2 separate regions of the Homo sapiens genome follow, and region 2 is linked to region 1. Evidence: read pairs that join two places in POLR2A ChIA-PET (ENCODE). Cell type or tissue: Panc1. All regions are shown on one strand. Each heading gives the region's core, and the rest is flanking DNA. Links, peaks and the distances in the headings are about the cores only. Region 1 overlaps SBF2 (SET binding factor 2). Region 2 has its middle 4.4 kb from the start of ADM.

Region 1 (4,404 bases), core at 140-4,139:
TAAATTCTTTATTCTTAAATGTCACATGCTTTCTTAAGTTTTACATTATTATTATTATTATTATTGTTTTTGAGATGGAGTCTCGCTCTGTCGCCCAGTCTGGAGTGTAGTGGTGCGATCTCAGCTCACTGCAAGCTCCGCCTCTTGGGTTCACGCCATTCTCCTGCCTCAGCCTCCCGAGTAGCTGGGACTGCAGACACGGGCCACCATGCCCGGCTAATTTTTTGTATTTTTAGTAGAGATGGGATTTCACCGTGTTAGCCAGGATGGTCTCGATCTCCTGACCTCGTGAGCTGCCCGCCTCGGCCTCCCAAAGTGCTGAGATTACAGGCGTGAGCCACCGTGCCTGGCAAGTTTTACATAATTAATAATCTCAAATATTTTAAATTACATTAATGATTTTTATTCCTATGTAGCAGTGTTTGTTGCTGTGTTCACAGTTACATAGCTATTGAGAAATCCAGTTTCTTTTAATTTTGTAAGTCAAAATCAGTTTTCTATATAACTGAATTGTCTCACCTTCTGTAGCCCAACATCCATTCAAAGCTGCACAATAACACGGGAGAAGAAAATATGAAAAACAGACATGCCAGTGATAATTACTAGCGATTTCACTACAATGATACATATACATCCTGTTGATTATTCAAAGAGTAAAACATTCTGAAAGATGGCTTCCTGATCTCAATTTTCTTGAAAGGTTAGAGTTCTAAAATTCATTGCACCACATGTTAACAAATGTATTTGTTTCTTTTTTGGGGAAAGAAAAAAAGAACTTTCTCCAGACTCCTGCATTCTCTGAATAATAATGATATGTTACACAAATAGAAGACTATGTCTCAGCTTTCAAATGGATAAACAGTGGAACTGAAGACCATGTTTCAAAACAGAATATAGTTCAAAAAGCCCTGCACAATTTATTATAGTTCTTTCTGGCCAACCCACAACGGGGAAAACAGTATAGTTCTGGTCACAGCTTAATGTAAGTCATGAAAAAGGAGGTTTCTCATTCACTGAACCAGTATTTATTGTGTACTATACTCCAGACACTAGAATATAGCAGTGAATAAAGACAATATCCTTAACTTCATGGATTAACTAAAACTTTATATAAAGTTTCAAATTTATCACTGAGAGGTAATGTTTACTATCTGTTACAAATTTAGCATTATTTCCACATATGATAGATATGGCAAGTATTCTAAGTAAAAAAGTAAAAAGTGTGGTAAATTGGGCATCTGAAAGGAGGTGTAGTTTAGTCCTTATGAACACAGACTCAACCCCCTGAGTATGACATGAATTAAATATATTTTACACACACAAATAGAGCTTAGCAATGTGGGAGACTAAATATAAGAAGTCAATTACCAAACACATATGACTAAAAATAATTCAAATACATAAAAGGCCAATTCAACCAAAACTGTGTAAAAAGGTGCAGCATCTTTACTTCCTTCTTGAACATTCTAATTGTTTTTCTAGCTCTGAGGTAATAACATCAGATTTTTCCAACCTTCAATGACCCAAATTCCTAGACTATGTCTGTTCTGCTTGACTTGGTTTTTATCTACTTTTAATTCTAAATTTAAGAATTAGGAAGCAAAAGGAGCCTTGTGAGTAGAGCAGCAAGCAGTGGGGAAGAAGAACAGAGAATAACTGGAGAATTATGCAAGGAACAAATAAGAGGGAACTGTCCTGGCAGAAACAACTCTTTTAATTCAAACTTCCTCCTTTCTTTTCCCCTTTCTTCCCTTCTGCCACTATTACATTATTACTGAACTACTGAGATATATCATCAATCATAAAATTCTAGGGATGGATATAAAGAAATATGAGACAGGCTCTTAGGAGCTCACAGTTCAGTGAAGACGAAAGACTGGTAAATAAACGGTTAAAACATAAAATAATAGAGCTATGTATCAAATGTTACAGAGCACAGGAAAAAAAAAGGTACTTCATCCTGCCACCATTTGGAAGCTATGTACTTAAATGTTGGAGTAGCCATATTTTATAAAAATATTAACCACTAAAATGCTGAAAGAGCAAACAGAAATTTTAGACAAGAGAACTTTGTGACAAGGAAGAACGATACCTAATGACTCTCTTGCCTTAGAGCATTTACATTCTTTATAGATAATTCAATGCAAAGATAGAGCTATTTAATATTAGCATCTACGTGCCAAAAAAGGACAATGGGCAGGACAGTTTTGAACCAGGATCCTTCTGAACTTTCCTCAGATTATATCATGTAGCAACTACTTTCTTCACATGTGATTTGAGCAAGCATAGTACACCAGTCAACAAGGACTCAATTGGTCAATGACTGTCAGTCTTTGATATTTTTACAACGGTTTCTTTATAGAACTAGCATAAATATTTAATTTTTAATTTTGAAATGAAAAGCAATCAGTTTCTTAATAACATTCTGACTATTTCCTAAAACCCTGTTCTCAGGCTTCACCAAACATCTTACTATTCCATGAGGGCCTTTCATAATTTCCTATAATGCTAAATATGCTTCTTCTTCTAGAATGCCCTTATTTTACTTTTCTAGCAAGTAAGAGTTTGCTCTTGGTATCTCTATTATTGTGCTAATTATATTCTACTATAGTTTTAAAACGATACCTGTTTTTCCATTAGGCTAAAAGTACATCTGGGGTAAGAGCTGTGATTTGTTCATCTTTATATCCCCAGTGACTAACTCAGGAGCTGGCACATAATAATGGCTTTGTAAACATTTTGTGAAAAAAAACATACTTCTACCATCATATAAGCAGAAGGGCATTACGGGAACTTTCTTATAGACTCCCATGCCATTTATTAGAAAGAAATTACATTGGAACAGTTTTCGTTAGAGATCCTTAGGCCTCTGAAGGTAAGCACATGGTACACGTGGTAAGCAGTTCCTTCAGAAAAGTGCCCCAGAGTGGGCTAGCAAGGAGATTTAATTTGCTTCAAATCCCCAAAGAACATAGCTGATATTCAACTGTCAAAAAATAATTAATCATAGATACAGTAAAATAGGGCACAAGATGCCATTATTAGTAATAGTTTAAAATCTTGTGTACTCAAATTTGCAAACTATGTTTTTATGATAGGAGAGGAAATATATTTTCTTTAAATTTTTTTTTAACCCTGATAAGTTTGTTGTTGGGACAGACCCTTATGACAAAAGACAGATTAATATGAGAAAACTAAGCAAGCTTCCTTCAAGGTCAAACATTGAAAAAAAAAAGACGACTTCATTTTTTCCCCTTATAAGTGAGAATAAGATTAAAACAAGTAATAATGCTATATGAATAAGCTGAGAAAACTAAGACAGAAACATGATCTGAGGCCCTAGATGCTGATCATTTCAGTAAAAAGGATAAAAATCATCCTACAATTGATGCATTAATTGGATGGTTCAGCAATTTACCAATCAGTATTTTCTTTTAAAGAAAACATTTTTACACATCCTAAGCTTTCATTTTTACCTCTGGCATCTTTTCATCTTTATGTTTTAGGAACGTAAGTTATTTTTAAGGCTCCTACAAATGTTCTTATTGTTATAGTAGATATTCAGACAGACATAAGCAGAGCAGGAGAACCTCCTTCCCCTGCCCAACCCCAACCAGGAATGTCAGGCGACCATCAGGTGATGGTCAGGTAAGTTGTTAAACTCTCTCTCTAAAATAATAATTGGTCACAGTGGTGCCAGGGAAGGGCAGTTTCCCAAGATAGAAATACCTGAAATTGGTGATCGGCAGCTTCCTGATAAGAGCTCAGGAGTTGGGTGAGTGAGCTCACGCAGGTGCAGTAAGAGGCAAAATGGCAGAGTTTAACTGCTATATGACCTTCCTCTAGGAACACTGGATTGGTAAAGAAAAAATGCCTAAAGTGAGCATGTGTACAACTCCAGTAAACACACTGCACGTGAAGCCCCTCCCAGGTGCTAGCAGGCCACTGTGTATGCAGAGAGCCTACCTCAAGGGAAGAATCAGGGGAGGAGAAATGCAACCACCCAGAAGCATGCCAACCTATAAAATCCCAAGTCGAAAAGCCAAACTGTGCACTTGCTCTCTCAAGTTGCCCGCTTGGCCCAATTCCAAGTGTACTTTACTTCCTTTTGTTCTAGCTCTAAAGCTTTTTAATAAACTTTCACTCCTGCTCTAAAACTTGCCTTGGTCTCTCACTCTGCCTTAGGCCCCTTGGCTGAATTTTTTCTTCTGAGGAGGCAACAATTTTTGCTGCAGACTCCTATGGGTTCACTGCCAGTAACATTATCACTTCAAAAATAATCACATAGTATCACAGAGAGAAGTTTTTCCAGGGAAAGACAAAAGTGAGACTACCAAAGGTTTTCCATTAAAGCATTTTAAAACTGAAACAACTTGCTGAATAGCAAGGAATGGCTACAGTCAA
Region 2 (4,404 bases), core at 76-4,075, 280 kb after region 1:
TTATCAGCCCATTGCCCCTAGTGGGCTATTGCGGAGTAAGTGGTTTGATCTGTACAGTCATTTCAAGTGCTTGCTGTGGTTAGCCACAGTAGTTCAAGGAGGCAGTATGAGAGTCAGACTTGAGCAAACATCACCAGGCAGGGCTGAGGCCTCTTCAGATCGTCTCTACCAAAGCATAACAAAGGAGACTATGCAGCTGTGGTGGAAAATTCCCTGATCCATTGCTATATTTTCAACCATTTAGTTCCCTAAGCAAGAAATTTAATGAATCTTACCCTTGACAGCTGCCTCTCAGCCCCACATTCATCACTCAGTCCTATTGTTCCTACTTCCCAAATATGTCCGCTTCTCTCCACCCTCACTGCCACCCCACTAGTTTGAGCCGTTATCACCTTCTACCTTTATTATTGCAATAGGTTCTTAACTGTTTTCCCAGCTTCACCGATGGTTTCAAACTTTCTATATAGGTAAAAGTTAAGGACAGTAAGCAGGTTATTGAACCTGTCTCAAAATTAAATTTGTATAGCAAACACACCATTTCTACCTTGAGTGTGTGTTTGGGGTGCAAAGAAAAGGCTTCATAGATGACGTAGAAAGTGTCCTGGCCAGGTGTGGTGGCTCACGCCTGTAATCGCAGCACTTTGGGAGGCCAAGTTGGGCGGATCATGAGGTCAGCAGATCGAGATCATCCTGGCTAACACGGTGAAACCCTGTCTCTACTAAAAATACAAAAAATTAGCCAGGAGTGGTGGCGGGCACCTGTAGTCCCAGCTACTCAGGAGGCTGAGGCAAAAGAATGGCGTGAACCCAGGAGGCAGAGCTTGCAGTGGGTCGAGATGGCACCACTGCACTCCAGCCTGGGCAACAGAGCAAGAGTCCATCTCAAAAAAAAAAAAAAAAAAAAAGGAAGTGTCCTGCAGTTGCGGTCCATGTGTGATGAGATGAATGGTTGAATCTTAACATTCATTTGAAGTACCCCTGACATTAGCAGCTACAGTATATATAGGTACTGTAAGAGTTTACAAGCTACTTTTACTTAGATCACATGTTTGATGAGCAGGACTGGCTACATAATATGTGGAGTCCAGTGCAAAATGAAAATGTAGGACTGCCTGTTCAGAAATGTTGGAGAATTTCAAAACAGCTTCAGCAGAGCATTCCACCAAGTGTGGGCTCTTCTGAGAGCAGGCCGTGTGCTACTGAACAGAGTGTATGTCAGTGAAGCTGGTGAACTTTAGGATGGAATGAGTATGTGTATGTGGGGAGGGGGTATAATAAATGTTATGGGGGGACTAGACTCTCTGCAGTCTCTCCAGAGTACCACCACCGTGCTGCTTCCTTTCTTGCACCTTTCTAATCTATCTACCACATTCCATAGCCAAAACGATTGTTTAAATAAATGTATATCAGATCATGTCTCTCCTGTCTTCAAACCTGTCAATAGTTTTCCATGTCACCATAAATAAAGTGCAAAATCTTCATGTCGGAAAGGGTCCTATTTACTCTGACCCTGATGACCTCTTTAATCTCATTTCAGGCCTCTTTTCTCTATCATTCTATGCATTCCTATCAAACAGGACTCCTTTCATTTTTTCTAATGTACCAAGTTCTTTCCCATCTCTGAGTGTTTGCACATGCTGTTTCCTCCATTTCGAATATTAGATCCCCCTAGTCTTGCTTTTTCTTCAGAATACTTAACACAGTTTATAATCATGTAAATACATAATTCTGATAAGGATTTGTTTATATCTGGCTACGTCACTAGGCTGTAAGCTCGTTGAGGGTAAGTTTGTTGATGACTGCATTGGTGATTACTGTATGTTGAGAACTTAGCACAGTGCTGGGTATATAATATATAATCAGTAAATATTTGTTGAAAGAATGAAAAAACTATCAATTCATTCAGGCTTATAAATCAGAATTGCTTCTTGGCTGAGCACAGTGGCTCATACCTGTAATCCTAGCACTTTGGTAGGCCAAGGCGAGTGGATCTCTTGAGATCAGGAGTTCAAGACCAGCGTGGGCAACATGATGAAACCACATCTCTATAAAAAGAAAAAAATATATATAAATATATATACATATATAAAATAATTGCTTCTTTCCAGGTGCTTCTAATCTGATATCACAGGATCCCTATCTGGAGACAAGTAGCATGATGGTTGCTTTCATTAACACCATTCTCTTTGGCTATGGATGATTCAAATGGCCTAATCATCTCTTTTATCATCCATTCATTAATGCCATTTATTGTGCCCTCTGTAGCAAATTTCTCTTGAAGTAATTTCATTTTGTCCTGTTACAGGTATTATTGTAACAAGCTTCTTTAGGTTTACTACTTTCTCTTCTCTCTCTCTCTTTTTTTTTTTTTTTCTTTGTAGGGATGGATTTTTGCCATGTTGCCAGGCTGGTCTTGAACTCCTGAGCTCAAGAGATCCACTTGCCTCAGCCTCCCAAAGTGCTAGGATTACAGGCACGAGCCACTGTACTGGACCATCTCTTCTCTTTCATTTGTTCTGCAGTAATTTACCTTATTTAAGCTTCAGGGAGGTTTGCCTTCTGGCTTTACCATGTACAAGAACTGACTGTTACTCTCTGCCTGTTTTGTACAGGAGCACAAAAATGAGGCAGCAAACGCATTACTTTTCTTTATGCTGATGCTCTGGAAAATATTATGCCCTAAAGAGGGAGGTTAACTGTCCTCCTTGCCCTTACCACTATAAACCAGACAGAAATTTAAAATATGGAAACAGTGTTTTTTATTCTGTGTCAGGGTTTTAAACTTGGTCAACCTCCCGGAACTGTATGCCTATTTTATACTTTAATCGGTTTATGTACATGTTCATTTTTCTGGAAAGGATCTATATTTTTATTAGGTCCTTAGAGAAGTCAGAGATCCCAAAAAAGTGCCCTGGGCTTTGTATCCTGCTTTACTTCTCCTTGTAAGTGATCAAATCCACAAGGCTGATTGTGTTCTTTCTCTAAATCACTTTGTGTTATGACTTCAGGATGCATCTTGAACTTTGTTTTCAAGTGAACTTTGTAAACAAGTCCTCAGCTTAAAAGACATTTTGAACTATATTAATAATAAATGCATCATAAAATTTCCTGTTTGATAAAGGAGGCATCTGAGATAATTATGCAATGCACTTAGCTACTCACATTTTAGTTATTCTTATTAATATCATTGATATTTATTATTTTTCAATGCTTCTCTGAAAGACCTGAGTATGGCCACTCTGGCTTTAAGAACTGTGTCCACAGTGCTAGCTGAGAAACCACTACCACATATTTTTTTAAACTCCAAACTTTACTAAGAATCAGGCTTGGATATAGGGCCTAAAAATCATTCAATTGGAATGTGAAGAAGTTGAAACACCATTACGCAAAAACCCTTTAGCATATGTGTATGTGTGTCTCCCTAATGTCAGGATGTACACATTTATTACAGTGGTTTGGAGGTTTATTTGTAATCTGACCTTTTGAAATTCTGGAGCACACAAAAAAAGTAGATCTTCATTAACAAGGATTTTTTTTTCTTTTTCTTTTCTCTTTTCTTGCCAGAAATTTAAAGATGTTTCTTCCTTCACTTCCTTCCTTCCTTGTACTGTCCTTGCTCAACGTGAATCTACAATCACTGCCACTTGAATGGATGCAACTTATGTTAATAAATTGCCAGGATCAGAACTCCCACTGCAGCATTTCCTTCTCCATAGAACCACTGAACCAGAAATGCATTCTAGTGATTTTTTTTTGTCGTTAACGATGATTAATTAAACAAACTCGAGATTTCACGAGAAAAAACATAGATGCCCAGATTTAACAAACTCCTTATCTTTTTTCGACTTAAACCCACGAAGCTTTGGGGAGCACTCTAGCCCCTGCTACTCACCCATGCAAGCGGGGTGCGCGCTCGCGCACACACTCACTCACTCCAAGATAGGGGCTTTCTAGGAAAATACTTTGAGCTGCCAATCCAAGATTTTACTTAAAGAATTGACTTGGTTCTCAAGTGACAGATCTCTAAGTGCCAGAGCGGCAAAGTGCACCAGGCTGATAAAGTGCATGCCAAGACTCTCAGGTGGGAATTCTTGTCACAGCCAAGAGGTTGCTGGCATAGGCACCCGAGGCTGGCAGAGCCTAGCCTCTGAGTCTCCCTACACTCCTGGGCTTGCTTTCCTTTTTGAAGCTGCCTGCAGCTCAAAGAGGAGTTTGAACCAAGGGCACTTGCTTCGCGATCCTCCTGGCAGAGCCACAGCTCAAGTTTCCCCCACGGAATCACGAGCTTTTGTAAAGGGCAGCGAGGAGGCAGCGAGGTGGCAGCGAGGTACAGTCGCAGAGTTCTCTGGAGAACGAACACCCCCGCCGCGCCCCACCCCCCAGGACTGGTGGAGACTGGAAGGA

Evidence for each region. ChIA-PET counts read pairs that join two places held together with the same protein. Peaks named below come from ENCODE experiments on the same cell type or tissue, not always from the same donor. Only the 100,000 strongest peaks of a DNase experiment are listed, where the experiment ranks them.
Region 2: POLR2A ChIA-PET joins it to region 1 with 8 read pairs; 7 of 35 experiments call an interaction of 5 or more read pairs at or near these places.

The regions. Positions count from the first base shown.
Region 1 is chr11:10,016,434-10,020,837 of GRCh38, forward strand. All of the region lies in intron 6 of SBF2 (SET binding factor 2), which reads right to left. Among named protein-coding and RNA genes, the nearest start is that of LINC02709, 260 kb to the left of the region's middle. In Panc1, for the core only: no CTCF peak of the experiment used is centred there; no DNase peak of the experiment used is centred there; H3K27ac peaks cover 3,064 bases.
Region 2 is chr11:10,298,454-10,302,857 of GRCh38, forward strand. It overlaps a transcript of SBF2 not described here. Among named protein-coding and RNA genes, the nearest start is that of ADM, 4.4 kb to the right of the region's middle. RefSeq lists enhancers at 212-261, 342-421, 4,328-4,404. In Panc1, for the core only: no CTCF peak of the experiment used is centred there; no DNase peak of the experiment used is centred there; H3K4me3 peaks cover 570 bases; H3K27ac peaks cover 3,247 bases.